6 separate regions of the Homo sapiens genome follow, and all the other regions are linked to region 2. The links are chromatin contacts, found by Hi-C or POLR2A ChIA-PET in ENCODE. All regions are on one chromosome and are shown on one strand. The core of a region is the stretch at or near the end of the contact, and the rest is flanking DNA. Distances in the headings are between cores, read along the strand shown. Region 1 overlaps PRDM2 (PR/SET domain 2). Region 2 holds the start of CASP9 (caspase 9). Region 3 holds the start of CROCC (ciliary rootlet coiled-coil, rootletin). Region 4 overlaps PRDM2 (PR/SET domain 2). Region 5 holds the start of RCC2 (regulator of chromosome condensation 2). Region 6 holds the start of SDHB (succinate dehydrogenase complex iron sulfur subunit B).

Evidence for each region. A loop is a pair of places that touch in the nucleus more often than their neighbours do. ChIA-PET counts read pairs that join two places held with the same protein, here RNA polymerase II (POLR2A). Pooled maps may share reads with other maps.
Region 1: a loop to region 2 is called in a pooled map, with 8 times the contacts of the local background. The contact joins the enhancer-like site here to the promoter of CASP9 in region 2. A Hi-C loop is called at or near these places in 7 of 37 single-sample maps with no recorded cell type and 10 of 50 pooled maps.
Region 3: a map of CD8-positive, alpha-beta T cell shows a loop between it and region 2 (5-fold over the local background). The contact joins the promoter of CROCC here to the promoter of CASP9 in region 2. A Hi-C loop is called at or near these places in 4 of 168 maps with a recorded cell type or tissue (CD4-positive, alpha-beta T cell, CD8-positive, alpha-beta T cell and naive thymus-derived CD4-positive, alpha-beta T cell), 6 of 37 single-sample maps with no recorded cell type and 27 of 50 pooled maps. POLR2A ChIA-PET finds 5 or more read pairs at or near these places in 2 of 52 experiments (CD4-positive, alpha-beta T cell and activated B cell).
Region 4: a loop to region 2 is called in a map with no recorded cell type, with 10 times the contacts of the local background. The contact joins the enhancer-like site here to the promoter of CASP9 in region 2. A Hi-C loop is called at or near these places in 2 of 37 single-sample maps with no recorded cell type and 13 of 50 pooled maps.
Region 5: a loop to region 2 is called in a map of naive thymus-derived CD4-positive, alpha-beta T cell, with 13 times the contacts of the local background. The contact joins the promoter of RCC2 here to the promoter of CASP9 in region 2. A Hi-C loop is called at or near these places in 3 of 168 maps with a recorded cell type or tissue (CD4-positive, alpha-beta memory T cell and naive thymus-derived CD4-positive, alpha-beta T cell), 7 of 37 single-sample maps with no recorded cell type and 18 of 50 pooled maps.
Region 6: a map of CD8-positive, alpha-beta T cell shows a loop between it and region 2 (14-fold over the local background). The contact joins the promoter of SDHB here to the promoter of CASP9 in region 2. A Hi-C loop is called at or near these places in 4 of 168 maps with a recorded cell type or tissue (CD4-positive, alpha-beta memory T cell, CD8-positive, alpha-beta T cell, naive thymus-derived CD4-positive, alpha-beta T cell and 1 more), 3 of 37 single-sample maps with no recorded cell type and 17 of 50 pooled maps.

The regions. Positions count from the first base shown.
Region 1 is chr1:13,729,082-13,732,614 of GRCh38, reverse strand. PRDM2 (PR/SET domain 2) reads right to left here. Exons shown (of 10, transcript NM_001393986.1): 3 at 1,498-1,615. Among named protein-coding and RNA genes, the nearest start is that of PRDM2, 31 kb to the right of the region's middle. RefSeq lists enhancers at 1,105-1,194, 1,415-1,474, 1,535-1,844. Within about 2 kb of position 1,559, at least 17 of the 41 ENCODE cell types and tissues checked have a DNase peak (open chromatin) inside an H3K27ac peak, as active enhancers do.
Region 2 is chr1:15,522,181-15,525,711 of GRCh38, reverse strand. CASP9 (caspase 9) reads left to right here and starts at 1,497. Exons shown (of 9, transcript NM_001229.5): 1 at 1,497-1,643. The coding sequence starts at 1,512. RefSeq lists silencers at 418-857, 1,138-1,527.
Region 3 is chr1:16,920,438-16,923,655 of GRCh38, reverse strand. It overlaps CROCC (ciliary rootlet coiled-coil, rootletin), which reads right to left and starts at 1,725. Exons shown (of 37, transcript NM_014675.5): 1 at 1,578-1,725; 2 at 858-993. The coding sequence starts at 1,637. RefSeq lists enhancers at 1-766, 767-1,538, 1,539-2,310, 2,311-3,083.
Region 4 is chr1:13,753,274-13,756,863 of GRCh38, reverse strand. The region is part of intron 6 of PRDM2 (PR/SET domain 2); the gene reads right to left. Among named protein-coding and RNA genes, the nearest start is that of PRDM2, 55 kb to the right of the region's middle. Within about 2 kb of position 1,900, at least 5 of the 41 ENCODE cell types and tissues checked have a DNase peak (open chromatin) inside an H3K27ac peak, as active enhancers do.
Region 5 is chr1:17,437,624-17,441,178 of GRCh38, reverse strand. RCC2 (regulator of chromosome condensation 2) reads left to right here and starts at 1,502. Exons shown (of 13, transcript NM_018715.4): 1 at 1,502-1,634; 2 at 2,657-2,949. The coding sequence starts at 2,665. LOC124903862 (a long non-coding RNA gene) reads left to right here. Exons shown (of 2, transcript XR_007065508.1): 2 at 126-1,043. RefSeq lists silencers at 1,263-1,402, 2,722-2,821.
Region 6 is chr1:17,052,507-17,055,607 of GRCh38, reverse strand. SDHB (succinate dehydrogenase complex iron sulfur subunit B) reads left to right here and starts at 1,576. Exons shown (of 8, transcript NM_003000.3): 1 at 1,576-1,660. The coding sequence starts at 1,589. RefSeq lists enhancers at 1,037-1,086, 1,637-1,696.

The DNA.
Region 1 (3,533 bases), core at 310-2,809, 1.8 Mb after region 2:
GGGGATTTTTATTTTTCTTCTTTATACTCTTCTGTTCTATAAAGAACCTATATTGTTTTACGATTAGAAAAAAATGTTTTATATACTTTTAAAATGTTTTACATGTAACACTACCCGTACAGTAGGATCACAAATACTTGAATAACACAGTCACAACAACTGAAGAGAAAAAATATTGGAATGGAGTGAAACTACAACTGATTTTTGAACTCCTCTGTCTGCTTGTTTATAAAGTTCAAATTGTCTCTAATGAACATGACTTGTTCTTATAAAGGGTTAGAAATATAGTTTTATGAATAAATAGTTTTGAAGTTCATTTGCTTTAAAGTAGAAAACCCTTTCCTGCCTAACTAAGCTTCCTGAAAACTTAGCTACTGGAACGGCTCACTTTTCAGAGTTTCTAACAGCCAAAATAGCTGTTCATCCACAGTATTCTTAGGGTTGTTTCTATTTACTATGCACTGACCATAACGGAAAGCGATATAATGAGCAAGCAGACAGTAAAATGGCAGGAGTCTGGCCCAGCAGTCAACAGCATCACTTTAGATCGGTTCCCTCACCTTTTGGCTTCAGTTTCCTCATATACAGAATGGGGGGTAAAGGCTGGGCCAGTCCTATCCTGCTAGGATGTACAAATTCCACTTCTCTGTAAGTCCGCTATGTAAGTCAACAATCAGTTGAGCTATAAAATCAACCACTTTCATTTGAACAATATGTTCAAACTGCTCAATGAATAAGTTTCCAATGAGAATTTTTAAAAGCATGTATTAAAATTTTTTCATACATATGTACATATAAATTGGGATATCGGAAGTACATCTAAAAAAAAGAAACAGGGATATAAATATGATATATTCCAAGACTGTATTTTGACTAAAGTTTTACAATTTACTTCCTTAGCTTCTGTCTAAAGATTAGGCCACATAAAAACCAAACACACACGCGCCTGGTTTGTGTTCAAGGAGAAATCCCAGCCAGAAGAATTTAGATACACTCACAGCATGTCATTCATTCAAGTATCTACTGAGGGTCCACAAAGTATCTGGTACTGGAGGCACAAAGATACATAAGAAATAAAGGCACTCACAAGCAATAACAGAGCCAAGTGTAAAAATATTACAAAACAATGAAGTGAATATAATGGTACAATCATGCTCCTCATGGTGAAATCAGAGAGAAGGGAACAACACGTTCTGTGGGGTGAGGCTCAGCAGGGAGACTCAGAGGAGGAGGACACTCAGGCAAGAGGGATGGGACCTACGTGTGTGTGTGTGTGTTTGTGTGTGTGTCTGTTTGTGTGTTCCTGGTTTTATTTTTACAACCCATGTCCAACCTGGATTCTTGACTAGAAAATGCATCAACACCATATAATCTTCTAAGTCAAGGGTAAATTGCTGCTTTTATGGTGCGCTCCCTACCTGACATGCCCCTGCAGGAAGCCTCACTGCCACCTGCTCTTTACTGCCTGACTTGCTCCGTGACAGGAGGAGCACTCACCAATCCGGGTCTTGTCAACAGCAGAAGGGAAAAGCCTCACTTCCTCCGGAAGTCCTCGCAGCACATGTTCGGGTACCTCAGCCAGGGTCTCGGTGGCCGCCACAGGCTCAGTAGTGTTCTGCAAGTCAAGAAATGGAAGGATCACAGCAAAAGAAAGAAAACTCAAATCATGGGTTTTTTTTTTTTTCTGGTTCAATAAGCAAGTATGCAAAAATGTAACCGAAACCTGAAGCTGGCAAGACAGACCAAAACGATGATGTCAAGCATTTGAGGAGCTGCTTTGATGCTTGTTTGTAACTGTCCAAAGGAAACCACTGCAACCTTCAAGCATGTCTGTGTTACTCTATTTTGTTCCAGCCACCTGTGGCCATTTCCAAAATATGATAATCTCTGCCACCATACTGCTTTAAACACAAATAGAATCTGGCAGCAAAATATAGCATAAGCTTACTTCTAAATCAAAGGCTACCATCAGTACCTTAGCACATTTAAAAAATAAAAACCAACACTGCCCACTTCAATGAATGCTTTCAGCACACACCACAAAGGCTACTGGGGCCCTCCAACCCTGCCCCATCCATGTTGCCCTCCAGCAACAACCCCTAACTGGATGGGGCTTGAATATTCCACCCCAAAACACGACAACTTATTGTGGTCCCTTACTGCAAGTGCCACCTTTCCAGGAAACAGTAATTTACCACTGTTTACCAAGTCACTAAACAGCAAAGTCACCAGGATATCACAGAGTTGCTAAGAAACAGAGAATTTTTTTAAATTATTTATCAAAGTTTAGGCTGGAATTCATCATAATCTTAAGAAAAGATTACTATTAGATATGTATGTAAGGAAGGGAGAGATTTGAGCCAACTGGGAGAATATGACTGTTATTTTCTCATTAACTTTCAAATCAAAGGAACACCAAGGGTCTAGTAACCAGTACACCATATATCCTACGGAGCTGATGTGCACATCACGGCACTGCTAAGAATGATAGGCTTTGTAGTCTGAGTGTGTTTCATTTCACTGCACAGGGAAACACTTCTCCAGGACTTTTAAATGAACCAACACAGGCAAAAGTAAACCCCAAACAAAAAAGATTAATTTTTCCCACAACCAGGAAGCTCTTGTCGTCTTCAAGAATATATGTACCAAGAAAAGAATATCATCCAAACTGGCATACTCTCAGCATTTCAATTTTTGGCTTATTAATTATCAACAGTCTACTTCAAGAGAAATAAATCTCACAGTCATTATAAACATGGTCATCTACTCTCTGGCCTGCTTCAAGCTCGAGAGCCCAAGAGAGGGCATCTAGAGACAGGTTTGTCTCTCGTGCAGAGCCGAGCCAACTGAGCCTCCATTTCAGACACACAAATGCTTTGTTCCTGCTTGATTTACACCTTTGTCCCAACAATATCCCTGAAACATTTTCCAAAACATAAGATAGCCAATTAGCCCCAGAAAATGGTCTTATGGTATTTTTAATTAGCTAAAGTGTGAATAAATTAACCATAGACATTTTTCACTTCTAAATATAGTGTCCCCATTTTTAAATTCTTAATCTATAAGCTGGATTTTTGGAAATGTGAACAATTTATTTCCAAAGAGGGAAAAGGTATTACACTGGTAGTTGGCATTGGCATCCTAAGCTACATAATGATTATTTCATAACACTGATAAAGTAAGTGACATTAACAAATATTAGCCAGAGTGATGTCCTATCAGCACTGGCCATTTAGTAAAGTAAAAGGGGATTTTCTTCTTCCGTCTCAGCTGGGACCCTAGGCAAACACTCAGCACCATTTATCCTCCCCAGGAGCACAGCCGCTTTGAAAAGTCACCATGTCTGCTAACCTAAACGGATACTTCCAGGCACTTTCACAGTAATTCTAATGACAACTTCGTATTTACTGAGAACTTCCTCGCTCAAGGCACTGTGCTGTCTTACATGCTGGGTAGAATGTACTCCAAATAGTCCAAGAGACAGGTATTATCAGTGTCTCCCCCTCTCCACACAGAGCAGGGAATTAGAGCTT
Region 2 (3,531 bases), core at 248-2,747:
GAAATAAGCATGAAAAGTGGCTAGCACGATGCCTGGGACTTAGCAAATGCTCAGTAAACAGAAACGATTATTTTTGAAATGTGAAAATGAACCGTTCAGAACGATGGGAGTTTACAGGACTAGATTTCTGCCGTTTTTTTTTTTTTCTGTGTGGGAGGTGTTAGGGTGGGAGGGAGGGAAGAGGGAATGGAAGACTGTGTAAGGTGGGCTTGGTTGGATCAGACACTCGAGTTTGGAACAGTCAACTGCGATCTGGGCACAAGGGCGGTGAGGGGAGCTTATGGTTTTACTTGGGGTGGAGGAGGGGGCTAAGGGGAAGCCATGCCCCGGAGGAGGTTGAATGGGCGGGACAGATCACGGCTCCACTCATGGTTTCCCTCTTGCTGGAAGTGTGACGACTCCCTCCGGATCTCTGTAAAAGCGGGGCTATAGTGAATTCTGGCGAAGGGCCCGCGGTGGACCAGGAACTGGTGCCAGAATTGCAAAAGGGCACCTGCGCCCGGAGTGGGGAGGTGATGCGGGGGCGGGGCGGGGCCCTGGGGGCGGGGCGAGTCGCGGAGGTGCCGCCTTGGGGCGGGGCGGTGACAGAAGGATGGATCCTGGGGGTGAGGATTGACTTTGGGGGCGGGGCGAGAGTGCGAACTGGAGTCTGAGGCTGAGCGGTGACGCAAGGACGATTCTGAGGGTGGAGCGAGGGGAGGGGATTGGCTCTTGGAGGCGGGGCGGTGGCACGAGGCTAGCCCTTGGGGGCGGGGCGGTGGCGCAAGATTGACCTTGGGGGCGGGGTGGGGGCGTGGGTTGAATCCTGGGGGCGGGGCGGTGGCGCGGAATGGATTCTGGGGTCGGCGCGAGGCGCTGAGGTGCGTCCTGAGGGCGGGGCGATGACGCAGAGCGAATCCTGGGGGCGGGGCGAGACCTTCTAGATGCGTCCCGGGGAGTGGGCGGTGACGCGGTGGCAGGTTCTGGGGACAGGCGGTGACCCCAGAATTGACCCTGGGGACAGGGCGAGGCGCGGAGGCGTCCTGAAGGCGAGGCGGTGACGCAAGAGCGAATCCTTGGGGCGGGGCGAGGCGTTGGAGATGCGTCCTGCGGGCGGGACGGTAACGCGGGGGCGGGGCGGTGACGTGAGGTCAGTGCGGGGATACGGGGCGGGTTCTGGGGCGGGGACGCAGTGGTGGATTCTGGAGCGGGGCGGTGACGTGGGGCGGGTTCTGGGGCGGGGCGGTGACGCGGAGCGTGTTCTGGGGCGGCGCGGTGATGGGAGGCTTGGCCCTGGGGGCGGGGCGAGGCGCAGAGGTGCGTCCTGAGGGCGGGGCGGTGACGCAAGAGCGACTCCTGGGGGCGGGGCGAGGCCTTGGAGATGCGTCCGGAGGCGGTGGGGAGCGAAGACTGACCCGGGGCCGTGACGCGGGGGCAGGCCCTGGGGCGGGGGCGGGTCCTGGGGACTGGGGCGGGCGGCCGAGGCCCGGAAGCGGACTGAGGCGGCCTGGAGTCTTAGTTGGCTACTCGCCATGGACGAAGCGGATCGGCGGCTCCTGCGGCGGTGCCGGCTGCGGCTGGTGGAAGAGCTGCAGGTGGACCAGCTCTGGGACGCCCTGCTGAGCCGCGAGCTGTTCAGGCCCCATATGATCGAGGACATCCAGGTGCGCCCCCGGCCCCCTGTCCCCGCGCTGCACGGCCGGGTCCCCACGCCCCTCGAGGAGGCGTTGTGCGGGAGCCTAGCCTTCCCTGTGGCTTCAAACCCCTCAGCGGAGCCAAAGAATCCCAAACACCTCTTAGTCGGGTGTTCGCTAAAGCGATTCCATGCCATACTCAGTCAGCGTACACTGTTAGTGCTTGTGTTTCTTGTGTAAAGGAAAAATGTGAGACACATCTTGAGAACTTTGAATAAGAAACAATTCATGAATTGGAGAACATCAGACTGAAAGAGCTTTAGTGTTGCAATGACAAAACGTCAGAGGCAAGTATTTATTGGGAAAATGTGGAAGCAAAATAAAGAAATTATTTGATTGGTTTGCAGTTACAAAATTGCCTTTTTTTTTTAAGGTCTGTTAATTGACTGCTTTTGGCTGGTCTTAAGTTTTATTTCTCTCTAACATAAGCATTTATCAGATATGACCCAAGTTAAATTTTGCTTATGTTTGCAGTTTAAGCAAGATTTAGGTCACTTAGGATACCTGATTGGTTTTGTCTGCTCAGGAATTCTTCATGGTTGGTCTCCATTTTAATTTACGTTAATACTTGCGAGGAAGGAGGCGTGTGCGTTTTTACTTTTCTAGCATAGAGGTTTCGGGAACCCACTTTGGCATCAGGCTGCCTGGCAGCGTGTTCTTGGGCCAGTCACTTACCCTCTTTGAGCCACAGTTTCTGGGCTGTGAAATGGGAATAAGAATAATACTGTCATAAGGACTAAATGAAATAACGGATGTGAAACTGTAGTGCTAGGCACAGAGCGGGGGATCAGCGTACCCTGCCCTCTTTGGCCAGCCCCTTCTGTGTTCAGTTTATGTTTTGTTAAGAGGTTTTGGAAATGAGGGGACCTGATGCAGAATGGAGAATAATGAAGTCAAACATTTGAGGTTTTGTTTAAAAGCACTTTCCCATCTTTGTCTCATTTGACCCTCATCACAGGCCTGTGAGGATGCAGGAGATATTTCCTACCATGAGGTGCAGTAGGTGTGAGTGGCTGGCTGGATATCCCTGGCCAGTGCCCTGGCCCAGGGAAAGAGTCTTTAAATAATTGAGTATCATATGAGTAATTATTCATTAATAATAAAATAAGTTTTGTGCCTTCTGTGTGGCCCCTACTGGGGAACAGTAATGGTTTGAGGCCACAGTCCTTGCCTTCAGGAATGTTCACGGGGATCACAAACTCAAATGCCCATGGAGGACCAATGGATGGGCGTCATAGTGGATAGCCTTTGCACTGCCCTCCGTCTCCAGCTGAGTATGGCCATATCAACAAATGGCCCAGTATTGCCACATCTTACACTTATTTTGAGGCAGGGTCTCACTCTTGCCCAGCCTGGAGTGCAGGGATGAGATCATGGCTCACTGCGACCTTGACCTCCTGGGCTTAAGTGGTCTTCCTGCCTCAGCCTTTAGAGCAGCTGGGACTTTAGGCACATGCCACCATGCCTGGCTAATTAAAAAAAATTTTTTTTTTGTACAGATAGGAGTCTTGCTATGTTGCCTAGATGAGTCTCAAACTCTTGGCCTCAAGTGATTCTCCTGCCTCAGTGTTGGGATTACAGGTGTGAGCCACTGTACCCGGCCCAGCTTTCACATCTTAAAAAAGAAGCTGAAAATCTTGATTCCTCTGTCAAATTCCCTGGCTTAAAATGTTAGCAACAAATTCAGAAATTTTTTAAGAACCTTGTGGGAACCACAGGTTGCCATTTTGCCATTCAGTATGGCTGAAAAACAGGCAGGTTTTGGAACCAGTTGGATCTGGGCTCTCATCCTGGCCTTGTTACATATTAGCAAGTTGTAAAAAACCACAACCAATGAGCCAAACAAACAGAAAAACCC
Region 3 (3,218 bases), core at 476-2,975, 1.4 Mb before region 2:
GATCCTCCCAGAAAAGCATCAAAGCCTCGCTCAAGAGAAGGGCTTCATGGAACTTTAAAGGCTAGGGCTCAGGAGAGCATAGCATAGGTCAGGTTGTGAGGAGAAGGAGAAAGAGAGAAGAGGGAAAGAAAGGCCAGCGGGAGAAGCGGGGTTGTCCACCTCCTGTGGGTTCCCCTTCTACCCTGGGAGAACTGGACATACACCCCAGGTGTCAGGGTGAGGGCCCTCTGAGTCTCTCCCTGTCTGGGGCTCCAGGGCGCCAACATCCCTGGCGCTCCCAAGGAGGGGGCCCGTCTGTAGCTTGGGAGTTGAACACAGACAATGGTTAGAGCACCAAAACGCCACACGCCAGCACACCAGCTGCAACTGAGTGTGCCTTTCCCAGATCCTCAAGCCACATAACTACACCGTGTGCGCCACCCACTGAGAGGAGCAGGGACCATCCGCCTTCCTGCCCACGTGGGAAACGGATGGACGGCGCCATCCACTCAGACTTCCGCAAAACCCTGGTCTGAGCTGAGCTGCCCTCTTCCTGTATCTTGGGTTCAGCCAGCTCACACCTTCCCCGGGTGGGAATACGGGATTTGGGGTTCACATCTCTGCAGCAGGCTACAGGCAAGCACGCAGGAGATGCTCGGCCCTTCCTTCTAGTTGCACCACATGCGGAATAAGTCTGGACAAATTACATCCCTGAGCCTCTGTTTCCTCATCTGTAAAATGGGTTCTTCTGTCATAAAGCTGTGCCTGCCCCACAGTGAGTTACAGTCATGATCATCATGGTGACTGCTCAGGAAAGGGACATGAGAAGAGGTAAAATGTGGGTGGTGTTTGTGGAGGGGAGCGGATGGGGGTGGCACCTGGGCTCTCAGGCTGGGAGAGGTTGCGGGTGACAATCTCCCTGATAAGGGCAGGCAGGCTGGTGATCTGAGCGTCCTGGGCCAGGTCCCGCGCGCCCAAGCCTTTCTCCTGGCACAGGACGCTGCTCTCCAGTGTCTGTGGGAAAAGCGAGAGGGTCTTCAGGGGACATGGGACCCGGGGCTCCCTGGCCTCGTGGGGAGAGCCACAGAATCCTACTGCCCAAGATACAGGTCCCCAGGAGCCCCCTCAAGATGGAGTGAAGCCTGGGAGTTAGAATCCAAAAAATCCCCATGCAAAGAGCCTCTTGTGTGCTCACTGCCCCAGGAAGAAGGCCCAGGGCCAGAGATGAGAACCAAACCCTACGGGTAACTCCCAAACCCCACTGGAGGCAGTCCAGTGTTGGGGGCCCCAATCCGGTTCCGACCCTAGATGGATGAGGATCTGGCTATGCCAGAGGTCCCCCAAGCCCTAAAATCTGGCAGTAGAGACCCCCTTCTCCCAACCCAGGGCACTGGGATGAGGGAGCCACAGCAGGTGCACCCTGTGTGTACCTCTGCCCCCCATCTTGCCAGGAACTGCAAGCGGGGGGCCCCTGTATACCCCACCACCACCACACCTCTCCCACCCCTTGATCCCCAAGACGCACACACCTCTCACCACTCCTGTTAAGTCCACGCTGCCCCGCCCCAGACAGGGTGGGCACAGCCCCCAGGACCCACCTGGATAACCGTCTCTAGTGTCAGCTCCACCTCCTGTGCCCCCGCCAGCCCCAAGCTCATGGGGGGGAGGCTGTGGGCATGCCTCCAGCCCCCTTCTCCAGGACCCCAAGACTAGCTCAGTCAGCACGCGCCACAGCCAGGATGCTGTGCTGAGCACCAGGCAGATTAAGCTTAAATCCGGCGGCGCCCCCATGTGACCACCGCGGTGGGAGGAGCAGGATGTGGGCTGAGGAGGGAGGGGATGGGAAAGGACAGGAGAGGAGGGAAGCAGAGGCAGGGAGCCAAAGGAAGAGGAAGGATGAAGAGAGGGGAGGAGAAGGGAGAGAAAAGGAGGGAGGAGAGAGAAGAGGGAATGGGAGGAGGAAACAGGGGAGACACCTGGAGGTCAGGACCTCACACACTCTTCACCCTGCGCAGGTTGCTGGGTCCTAGAGCCCTCCAAGCCCAGGGGGTGGGGTCAGTAGCCATGCGGCGGGAAAGGCCAGAGTCCTAAGTATTTGTGACCATCTTTCTGGCCCAGAACGGGAGTCACATGGTTAGCTAAGAATGAGAGGATTTACAGCATGCTGGGAGTATGTTTTCCCACAACAGGTGTAGGGCAAAGAATGCAGGCTGTGAGATCACCCAGGCCAGGCTTGGCACTTAGTTGGGCATGAGCGGTCCAGCCTGGACTGATGAGCATTTATGCAACACCTGCGGCATTCCTAGGTCTGACCTAGACACAGTGGTAGAGCCTCGAACTACAAATGCCCTAGCCTTGCCCTTCAGGCACTTATTGGGAAGCTTCTGGCCCCTTCACACCCACCCCAGCCCCCACTAGCTGGGTGCACCAGGGACACTGACTTTGCCTCTCTGAGACTCAGTGTCCTCTTACGTAAGATGTGATAATATTGGTACTCATCTCTCGGAGCCGTCCGGGGATGAAACAGTATCGTGTGTGCATACCCAGCACATGACATGGTGCTGGGGGGTCACGTGGCCAACACTCAAGAAATACTCATTTCATTCATTTGAAAATCCAGAAGGTACAGTCCCAGCCAGGCGCAGGCACTCATGCCTGTAATCTCGGCATTTTGGGAGGACAAAGCGGGTGGATCACCTGAGGTCAGGAGTTCAAGATCAGCCTGACCAATATGGTGAAACCCCGTCTCTACCAAAAATACAAAAATTAGCCGGGTGTGGTGGTGCACACCTGTAATCCCAGCTACTTGGGAGGCTGAGGCAGGAGAATCGATTGAACTCAGGAGGCAGAGGTTGCAGTGAGCCAAGATCGCGCCATTGCACTCCAGCCTGGGCAACAAGAGTGGAACTTTGTCTCAAAAAAAAAAAAAAAAAAGGCACAGTCCCTATATCCCAGGGCCCTGAGACCCAGAGGTCACCCACCACCTCCCATTGTTCTTTCCCTGGGGCAAGGAGGCTATGTGCTCTAGTGCTTAGGCGCACAGCTCTGGAGTCAGTATCAGGTCTGAGGTTGCATGTGAGACTCAGCTCTGTCACTTGCAACTATGGTGTTCAAGACAGTAAGACCTTGAACAGGTTACCTCCCTGAGCCTCAGTTTTCTCATCTCTAAAAGGAGACTAAACCAGGCCAGGTGCAGTGGCTCAAGCCTCTAATTCCAGCACTTTGGGAGGCTGAGGCGG
Region 4 (3,590 bases), core at 651-3,150, 1.8 Mb after region 2:
AACTTCGCAGGATTATTGGGAGGATTAGCTATGGTATACACAGAGCAACCAACATAATGCTAGAAACGAGTGTAACTGCTGTCATTGTCACCATCAACAGAAGTGAGCAATTCATGGCATAATGACATGATGTGCAAATAAGTGTCAAGTCATGACATATGTCCACATCAAAATACATTGTAATAAATGAATTCATCCAAGAACTCTTGTAATGTATGAAAACTGGTTTAATCTGGGTGGCAAAAAGAAAAACAGCTACTTGCAGTATTTCTCTTTTTCACTTAGAGAATAGCATTTTCAAGTAACTTTTGTTTCTCCATGTCATTCAGCTCCTCTAAACTATTTCAACCAAATTAGGAATATTAATAAAACACTCTGAGCCAGATGGATGGTCAAAATAAAACTTCAGGCCTGTACTTGGCAGCATGTGAAATATAAACAAGCCATCTGAATGCCAACAAAGTACCATGCCAGTCTACCTGAAACTTCAGCTTCAGTTCACCATACAACATTTAACTAAAAGAAAAGTCTATTTTTAACCTCCACAATGGTGTTCTTGGGATATTTATCCAAGCCCTCAATTCTTTTTTTTTTTTTTTTTGAGAAGGAGTCTCGCTCTGTTGCCCAGGCTGGAGTGCTGTGGCGCAATCTCGGCTCACTACAAGCTCTGCCTCCCGGGTTCACGCCATTCTCCTGCCTCAGCCTCCGGAGTAGCTGGGACTACAGGCGCCCGCCACCACGCCCAGCTAATTTTTTTGTATTTTTTTTTTTTTTTTAGAAGAGACAGGGTTTCACCATGTTAGCCAGGATGGTCTCGATCTCCTGACCTTGTGATCCACCCGCCTCAGCCTCCCAAAGCGCTGGGATTACAGGTGTGAGCCATTGCGCCCAGCCTCCAATTCCTCAATTCTTTAGAGGCAACTTTAAATACAAAGCTACACCCTGTACAAGCCTGTAATACCAGCTATTAGGGAGGCTAAGGCAGGGAGACAGCTTGAGCTCAGGAGTTCGAGTCCAACCTGGGCAACACAGAAAGACCCTGTCTCTACAAAATAAATAAACTTTAAAAGTTATTTTATTGAAAAATAAAATAACTACACCCTCCTCTCTATAATGCTCCCACGAACATTAGGTTTGAATGTCGTAACAGCTATCTGTAAACTGGAACATGAAATTGTCTAGGGAAAAAAAAACACTGAACGAGTTTAAAAAAAAACAATAAAAATTCATCATTTAGAAAAATAACCTAGTGTTCATATTTAAGGAAAACACAGGAAATTAGGTTTTTTACTTTCAAATTATAAGTGGATTTGTAAAAATCAACTAAAGTATTTTGAACTAACTATAAGGATCTTGTTACCTCTTTTATATAGTTTAGAAAATTTAATCATAATCGAACTTTATTTCTGTATTAGGCAAGTCTTACCTTCCAATTTACATATGGACAAGAGAACCAAAATAACCACCTAAAAATAGGGCACAGCATGGTTCCCAATACACTCAATTATGATATTTAAAACTTTTTAATCATGGCATATGTTAGGATTTTTGCAAATCCACCCACTAAAATACAGCTAAAAAATTTGCAAAATGCTTTGAAAAATTTACGTTAATCCACATAATTTCCCTGTAAACAAGGATAGACATAAGAATCAAAGGCACAAAACGAAAATACTGACCAACATTTTCATCTAAATTTGGAGCAATTCAGTAGCAGCAGCAGAACTGCAAATTTTTTATAATTCCCGAACTCCTACTGTTGAAAAACTACTAATTAAAACCGTACTGAGCTTTTAAAAACAGACCGCCACCATAACAGCAGCAGAGTTCATCCTGGCAGGCAACCACCAGAGACGGGACATTCAATGCTCAGCAAAGGCACCCTCAGCTAGGAGGCAGCCAGAAAGCTACAGCAGAGACAGGCCCCTCCAAGACTGACCAACCCAGAAACAGCTCATTTGTGTCTCATGCCACAAGCTTGCCAGCAAAAAGCCAGACACAGGAATACTGCCATGTCCAAGCACTCCACATCCTGCTCCAGCACCTGCAAACAGGAACCACAGGCCAGTGCCCTATAAGTCAGTGGGCACAGGACCTGCCCACCAGGCACCCAGTAGGCATAGGGCCCATCTACCATCATCCTCAGACACCACAGCCAGGCCTCTGTCATTCAGCTTAGAGCCTGAAACAGAGCTGCTGGCTGCTACGAAAGGTTAGGAGATCAAACTCCACGGAAGCCCGTCCACTCTCTGCTTTTATTAAATGTATTCTCTAAGTTCAACTTTAAATGGAACCAATGCTGTCACTTCTGTTGTTGTCAACTGCATGTAGGAGTGGACAAAAAGCTCCACATTATGTAGAAGAAAAGGCATGGGAAAACTGGTTCAAATTCTGACTGTGACACTCATTGGTAGGGTGATCTTGGACAAGTTATCCAATTTTGGAAAGTGTCCTTTTCCTTCTCTCCCACATCAACCAGAACACCCACTAAGTCTGACCTGTGCGTGGCTGTCATGAAACGGACTGGAGACTCCGCACTGGAGGAGGATGCTGCCTGCTGTAGTCATCTCTCTCATCTCCCCCACCAACCAACCCAGCCACTTGGTGCAGCGCCTGGCAGAAAAAGGGCCAATATATGTCCATTTGCAGAACTGAGTTTCATAATCCAAAAATACTCATGTAGGTTTCTACATGAGTAGAACTGCTAATAGAACTAGGTCCCTCTTCCTGGAGACCTCAGCCCCTAGAACTTCCTGTGTCACTTATGTCACAACCTCAGAATGGTCACCCCTGATCTCCCACCTACAGTCAGGCCATACCTCCTCCACCCACCCTGCAAAACACTACTGACATGACAAGGTTTACCTACTTCATCTGTTGGCCTGTACTCCCCACTCTCCAGAATGTGATTCCATGTGAACAGGGACCCTTGTCATTTTAGTTCTTTGCTGAAACTCCAGCACCCAGAATAGTGCCTGACACAGATGCAAGGAATACTTGTTAAGTAACAGAAGGGAAGACCATCCACACAGTCACAACTTCTCAGTCCCCAAGGTTCCTCTTGATGTCCTCCTCCTTCCTCTCTCTCTTCTGAAACATCCCCATCCTGCCACTCTTTCTACATAAAGGCTCCCTAGCCAGCCCAGCCCAGCTCAGCATCCCTTTTTCCTTCTCTTAGGGAGGGTCAATAGTCCTTACTGCCTATACCATCCGTGTTGCACTTTTTTTAGACTACCTTAGACTGAGTTATCTTTGCATGTGGCTGTCTTACCTCCCTATATTTTAAGTTTCTAAAGGCTTGTTATTTCGCACCTTTAGAGAAGAATTTCAAATATGTACAATTTCAAAAAACTTGAGTGTCGTCACAGTACCAAGGTTTTTAATTTAAACAATTCTGATCGTAGAGACAGATAAAATATTACTTTGCTAAGCTGATTATAATTTAACTGTTCTGTGGTGACTAAGAGTCGCTGAGATAAATACTTATAAGCTATAGCTGATATTCTCAGGCACTACTGACGGTTTTTAGGAAGGACTATCTGAACCTACTAACTGACCTTAAGGAACTTGTTCTTTATAATTCATTACCG
Region 5 (3,555 bases), core at 253-2,752, 1.9 Mb before region 2:
CAGTTGATTTCTCATTTCCAAAGTTCTTTTACATAAGCACTCTCAGCTCTCTTGACACACAGACTTTTGACTTTGATCAAATACCTTAGATTTGGGCCTCTTGGTTTCTCTGTCTTCCTTTACAGGACACTTGATGCTTCCCAGTCCTGTTTCTTGCACTAACAATGAATGAATGAATCACAAAAATCCTAGAACTTTATGCGTTTTCAAGAAGTTGCCTGAAGAAGGAACTTCCTTGTGCGGTACGCCTCAGGAAAAAAGAAGCAGGAGAAAAGCTTTGAGAGGAGAGCAAGTGACGGTGAGATCGTAATGGAAGTGGGGTGGAGAGGTGGAGGGTGGAGACCGGTAGGAAGCAAGCAAGGCTTTTTTCACCCGTCCCAGGACACGCGAACGAGATCAAGCCTCACTGCGGTTCACTAGGGTCTATGCAGGCCCTCGCACCCCTGCCTACCTCCTCAGAACCCAGCCTCTTGGCTCTTCTCACCCCAGCCCCACCAGACAGCTTCCCTCCCAGGAGGTGTCTCTCAAGATCTCGAAATGTGGAGCGTCCCGTTCACTCCACCTGGCCTGGAATACTTTTCCTGCCCCCTTTCATCGGGTCTTATTCATCCTTTAAGTTGTTCAGCATAACTTTCCACCTGAATGCCTTCCCTGGCCCTGGACTAGGATAAATCCCCTCGCCATAATGTTCCTACACAGGCATCACTTTGTAAAGCTTACCACTGTTGTAATTACTTGTTTACTGATCTGTCTTTCCGTTAGGCTGTGCGTTCCACTGGGGTGGAAACCTTGTTCACTGGCTCTGCAGCCCCGGGCACTGTGGGTCTTGCATGTACCGGGGGCTCAGTAAATATTTGGCAAAAAATGAAAAAGTTCCCCTCAAAGCCAGCTTCCAGTGCCTCCACGGCCCTCAAATTAATTATGAATTAATTCACTAATACAGCAAACCTTTATGTGATTCTTCCGTGTCACAGCACCTTGTTACATACTGAGGACACATCCACAGGCAAATAAAACTCAGCTTCTCTCTGCACAGGAAAAAATTATTCAAATTGTATTCATCTTTCATTCCAATCACTCAATTAGGGCACGTCCCTTGTTGGCTGCTGCGTGAGCGAAGTAACTATTTTCCAGCGAGTGTCCTCATGTGACCTGTCTAGACGTGCCCAGGAAAAACAATCCAACATCCTCCTAAGCCGCAAAGAAGTCCCTGACGCGCAGGCCGCACTGCGTGGAAGGCCCAAAGCGCGCTCGCGGGCCCGCGAAAGGCGCAGGAGCAGCGGAGCCGAGGCGGGCGGCGAGGCGCGCGGCGCGCGGCGCAGGCTCGGGTGGGCAGGGCAGGGCCAGGCCGGGCGGGGCGGGGGCGCCGGCAACGGGTCCGCCGGCCGGCAGGGGGCGCGCGCGCCCCGCGCCCCGCGCCTCCCGCCCCGCCGCGCGCTCGCTTGCCGCGCGGCCGCACATGTGTTTCTGTTTTGTGTTGTAGCATTTGTTCTGGAAGCTCGTATTTACATTTTAAGTGTATCTGGTGAGTGGGCTGGAGCCCTCGTCTGGGCCGGAAAAAAAAAAGCCCTCCGATCCGTCTTTTAGTTGCTTCTCTTCCTTTTTTCTCTCCGGTTTCTCATCACTCCAACCAGGTAGGGTCTGAAAATCGACAGTGATCAGTTTGTGGGGTCTGGGAAAGTTTTTTTTTTTTTCCTTTTTTTAAAGAGAAAAGGTTAAAAAAAAACCTGGGGGAGGGGGGCTGGGTGATTGAAGGAATAAAAAGAGGAAGGAAGGCGGATCCACGTGGTTTAATCGGAGACAGACAGAGATCCCATTGTTCAAAATCAATTAAAAAAAAAAAAAAAAGCAGACAGGGGAGAGCGCAGGGACGCCGGGGAGCTGGCGGCGGCCCTGGACACTTTGCAGTCGAATCGGAGACCGGCCGGGCCGCACGGCCGGCAAGGGGGCTGGGAGAGAGTTGGGCACCATTAAAGTTTTTATTTTTCGTGTCTGTGCGAGCAGGTGTTTGGGGCTGGGGTCCAGCTTTCTTCGGGCTCTTCCCCCGTCGCCGGGGGCAGTCCGCCGTAGGGATTCGGCTAACTAGAGCCCGAGGTCGGCACCCCTGAGCTGGGGCCGAACGGGGGTCCAGGGCTGATGCGGGGTGGGGGAGAGCGTTGCATTAAATGCCATGAGTGGGTTTGGGGGGAGACTGCGGAGACAAAAGCAGCAGGTGGGGTAGCCGGGGAGCAGGGGCTCCCTTACCACCCAGGTGCCAAGGGGGAATCCTGGAAGTGTCCCGAAGCCTTCTTTAATGAAAATCTAGGGGACTGGAGGCTGGTTTTACTTTCCCTTTACTTTTGGGGGGCGAGGTTGCAACTGTGATGCTTTGTGGGCAAACCTAACTTACGGATAGGCCGGGGGTCTCAATTCTCCCTCCAGGGGATTGCCTCTGGGGCTCCCGGCTGCCCTGCGGGATTCCCCGAAGGAGCCGCGCCGGGGCCAGGGAGGGGCGCGATTTCCTCTCCCAACTCGCCCCCTCTCCGCCCACCCTGCGGCCGCCACTTTGGGGAGGGCAGAGGAGGAAGTGGAGGCCGGGTGGCTCGTCTCCGCTCCCCTCCCCCCGCGCAGTTTATAACCCGTCCATTGTGCGCCGCTGCCCCGTGTCTCCCTCCAGCCGCGACCATGCCCAGGAAGAAGGCGGCGGCGGCGGCCTGGGAGGAGCCGAGCTCGGGCAACGGCACTGCCCGCGCCGGGCCCAGGAAACGCGGCGGCCCGGCGGGCAGGAAGCGCGAGCGGCCCGAGCGCTGCAGTAGCAGCAGCGGCGGCGGCAGCAGCGGCGACGAGGACGGCCTGGAGCTCGACGGGGCCCCCGGCGGGGGCAAGCGCGCGGCGCGGCCGGCGACAGCAGGCAAGGCGGGCGGCGCGGCCGTGGTCATCACCGAACCCGAGCACACCAAGGAGCGCGTCGTGAGTGAGGGTCAGGGTAGACGGGTGGGCGCAGGGCCGGGGCCGGCGGGCTCAGCGACGCGGCACGGCGCGCGTTCCAGCCGGGGGCCGCCTCGCGTCACGCTCCCTCCCGGCGGCCGGGCCGGCGCAGGCCGCGGGCTGAATCATTGCCTCCGCCTCCGCGCAACAAAAGGGCTCGGTACGGGGCGCGCGGCCCGCGGCCTACCCGACCCCGGGCACCGCGCGGGCGGTTGGCGGTTGGGGCGCGCGCCCGGGCCCGCGGCGGGGGAGGGGCGGCCGAAGCCCGCACGAGGGGGTCATGGCCCCGCCCCCACAGCTCCCTCTGCGCCCCTCCCCCCCCGCCCCGGGAAAGGGGACCTCGGTAAGTTCGCCCGGCCTGGAAGAGGGGGCGGCCAGCGGGCCCCACACGTCCGTGGCCGCCGCTGCGCCCGGGCGCCGCGGGGAGGGGGCGGCCGGCGCTCTGCGGGGAGCGGCCGTTTGCGCCGGGGCTTTGAGGTTCCCGCCGCCTCGGCTCCGGCGCCCGGGGGGGGCGGGGCCTGACGGCCGCCGCGCATGCTCCGCAGAGCCCTCCCCCGAGGTCGGGGAAGCCCCCCGGCTGAGCGGTGC
Region 6 (3,101 bases), core at 327-2,826, 1.5 Mb before region 2:
TGTCTGCTCACTTGCCGTCTCCACCACTAGAGAGTAAATTCAATGAGCAGTGACCACCTGGCTTGCTCATTCCCTGCAGCATCCCAGCACTTGGTGCCTGCCACATAGTAGCCACTCCATTCGTATTTATGAATGAATGAATGAACGAACAAAAGAATGGCACCTTTGCCAGCCACCCTTGAAATCACCTCAGCTCATTCACCAACTGCCCAGTTTGTTTGGGACTCTCAGTGCAGAAACCTGGGCAGCCTCGGGCAAGCTGCACGGTATGCGACAGAAAGGGCTGACTCAAGCCAGTAAGCGTCAGAGATGAATAATAAGACTGACAAATTCTTAGGGAGGCTAGGTGTGGTGGCTCACGCCTGTAATCCCAGCACTTTGGGAAGTTGGAGCAGGATGATTGCTTGAGCCCAGCCTGGGCAACATAGCCAGACTCCATCTCTACAAATAATTTTTTAAAAAAATTATCCGGGTGGCCGGGCGCGGTGGCTCATGCCTGTAATTCCAGTACTTTGGGAGGCCGAGGTGGGTGGCTCACGAGGTCAGGAGTTCAAGACCAGCCTGGCCAAGATGGTGAAACCCCATCTCTACTAAAAACACAAAAAAATTAGCCGGGCATGATGGCGGACGCCTATAATCCCAGCTACTCGGGAGGCTGAGGCAGGGAATTGCTTGAACCCGGGAGGCGGAGGTTGCAGTCAGCCGAGATCGCGCCACTGCACTCCAGCCTGGGAGACAGAGCGATACTCCATCTCAAAAAAAAGAAAAAAAAAAAAACTACCCGGGTATGGTGGCTCACACGCCTGTAGTCCCAGCTACTCTGGAGGTGGGAGGATCGCTTGAGCCTGGGAAGTCGAGGCTGCAGTGAGCCAAGACTGCACACCGGCCTGGGCAACAGAGTGAGACCCTGTCTGAAAAAAAAAAAAAAAATTGGCCGGGCGCAGTGGCTCATGCCTGTAATTCCAGCACTTTGGGAGGCCAAGGTGGGCGGATCACGAGGTCAGGAGTTCAAGACCAGTCTGGCCAAGATGATGAAACCCCGTCTCTACTAAAAATACAAAAAATTAGCCGGGTGTGATGGTGTGCGCCTGTAATCCCAGCTACTCGGGAGGCTGAGGCAGGAGAATCGCGTGAACCCGGGAGGCGGAGGTTGCAGTGAGCCAAGATCGCGCCATTGCACTCCAGCCCGGGAAACAGTGCGAGACTCCATCTCAAACAAACAAACAAAAATTCCAGGAATAAAGAGGTTGAAATCGGGGCAGGGACCCGGATAGGATGGCTCCGCCCCATCTAAGTCTTAGCCCCACCCCCTGAAAGTCGCCCTGCCTCTCAGACTCCTCCCCTTTCTGAGAAGGTCACGGGGGAAGCCAAATGGGCATGCGCCGCTACTGCGCTATTGCGCACGCTCGCTGTGCTTGCCCCGCCTTCCCTCCGCCCACCCGGGAAACCGGAAGCCGCCTCCCACTTGGTTGCTCGTACGCGGCTAGTGGGTCCTCAGTGGATGTAGGCTGGGCGCCGCGATGTTCGACGGGACACCGGCGGAGAGCGACCTCGGGGTTAAGGGGTGGGGCTGACGTCAGGAGCCAAGATGGCGGCGGTGGTCGCCCTCTCCTTGAGGCGCCGGTTGCCGGCCACAACCCTTGGCGGAGCCTGCCTGCAGGTGAGTCCTGGAGCCTCAGAGAGGGAAAAGTCAGGAAAGCCACAGAGACTGCCTGGAGCTGATGGGGCTGCGGAGAGACTGAGGAAGCATAGGGCAAGGCCTCAGGGAGATGGAGGACCTCCTCCCCCTGGTGCAGTGCTTTGGTTTGGCTTCGAGCATCCCTGTCAAGTTATCTTTCTGCGCCTCGCAGCAGCTTGTGAGTTAGGGCACGGGCAATTTTTTACAGCTAAGGGTGCGGGGGGGGGGGACGTTCAGAAAGGGGACTTGAATTGCTCAAGGTCACATGGCAAGCGAATGACTGCTGGAACCAGAATTTGAATCCAGACATTGGAGTTCCAAGCCCTTTTTCTGCCACCAAACTATCGCCTCTGTAGAAAAGGGAGACCTGCGGGGTGTGAAGGATGGGAATTGGGAAGCGAGGTAATTCCTCAAGGGTGCGAGGTTGAGGACCGGGATGGGTGAGGAAAGGACATGTGAATTGTTGGGGACAGGGCAGGGGAAGGGAGAGATGGAGGGAAATGCACCCAGCCCCCTACCTCGAAGGATCCCGGAGGTGGGTGGTGGGGGTTGCAGGAAAGACTGGGTTCCTTAAAGCAGTGTCACCACAGTTTCACTAGTATCCTCTCAGTGTTTCTGACTCTAAAGGTCATATAATAATACGGACCTCATAGAGTTGACATGGAATGACAGGTAGAGGGCTTGGCGCTGTTCTTGTTTATTACTATGCCGTGTGCAGTAACAGATTTTCCCACGCCCCTTGTATGGCCAAGAAACAACACATTTCTGACCTGCCTTCTAAGTGGGAACATTTAGAAGGGGAAGGGAAATTGCTTTTGTATACATAAGGGACTAAGGATTTGCAAATCCTTTCTAAGTCTGTTCCTCTTCTGGGATTCTCAACAACCCCTTTAAGGTGGGCAAGCAAGAATCCTTACCCTCCTTTTTGGAGCTTTGAAAACTTGAGGCCCCCAGAAAGAAAATTTTTGGCTTGCTCAAAATATCACATTCCCAAGAAGCAGACCTGAGGCAGTTTTTTAACATGGTACCAGAAAAACTCCTTAGCATAGATCTTGGGACATGGTTGGTGTCCAAGAAATTTTAGTTCCTCTTCCTCTCTTGCACTTAAATGAGGACATCTTTCATCTTAAGTGCCTGCTATGGCTGCATAACACAGTACATATTGCCCATGTTCCAATCCTGGTTCTATCCAGCATGCTGTGTGTGAACTTGGATCCACTCTGTCTGCATCAGCCTTTCTGAAAAGGGGAGATAGAGGAAGAAGACAGCCTACCAGAGCCTCAAGCTGACATCCTCTCAGTATTAAATTGATGATTGATAATGAGCTTGTTTACCTGTTCCTTTTATAGTTGCTGAGCAAACAATTAAATTGTGAGAGCCCCACTAACGAGAGAGTTCCAAGCCCCTCTTCTAAGAATGCATT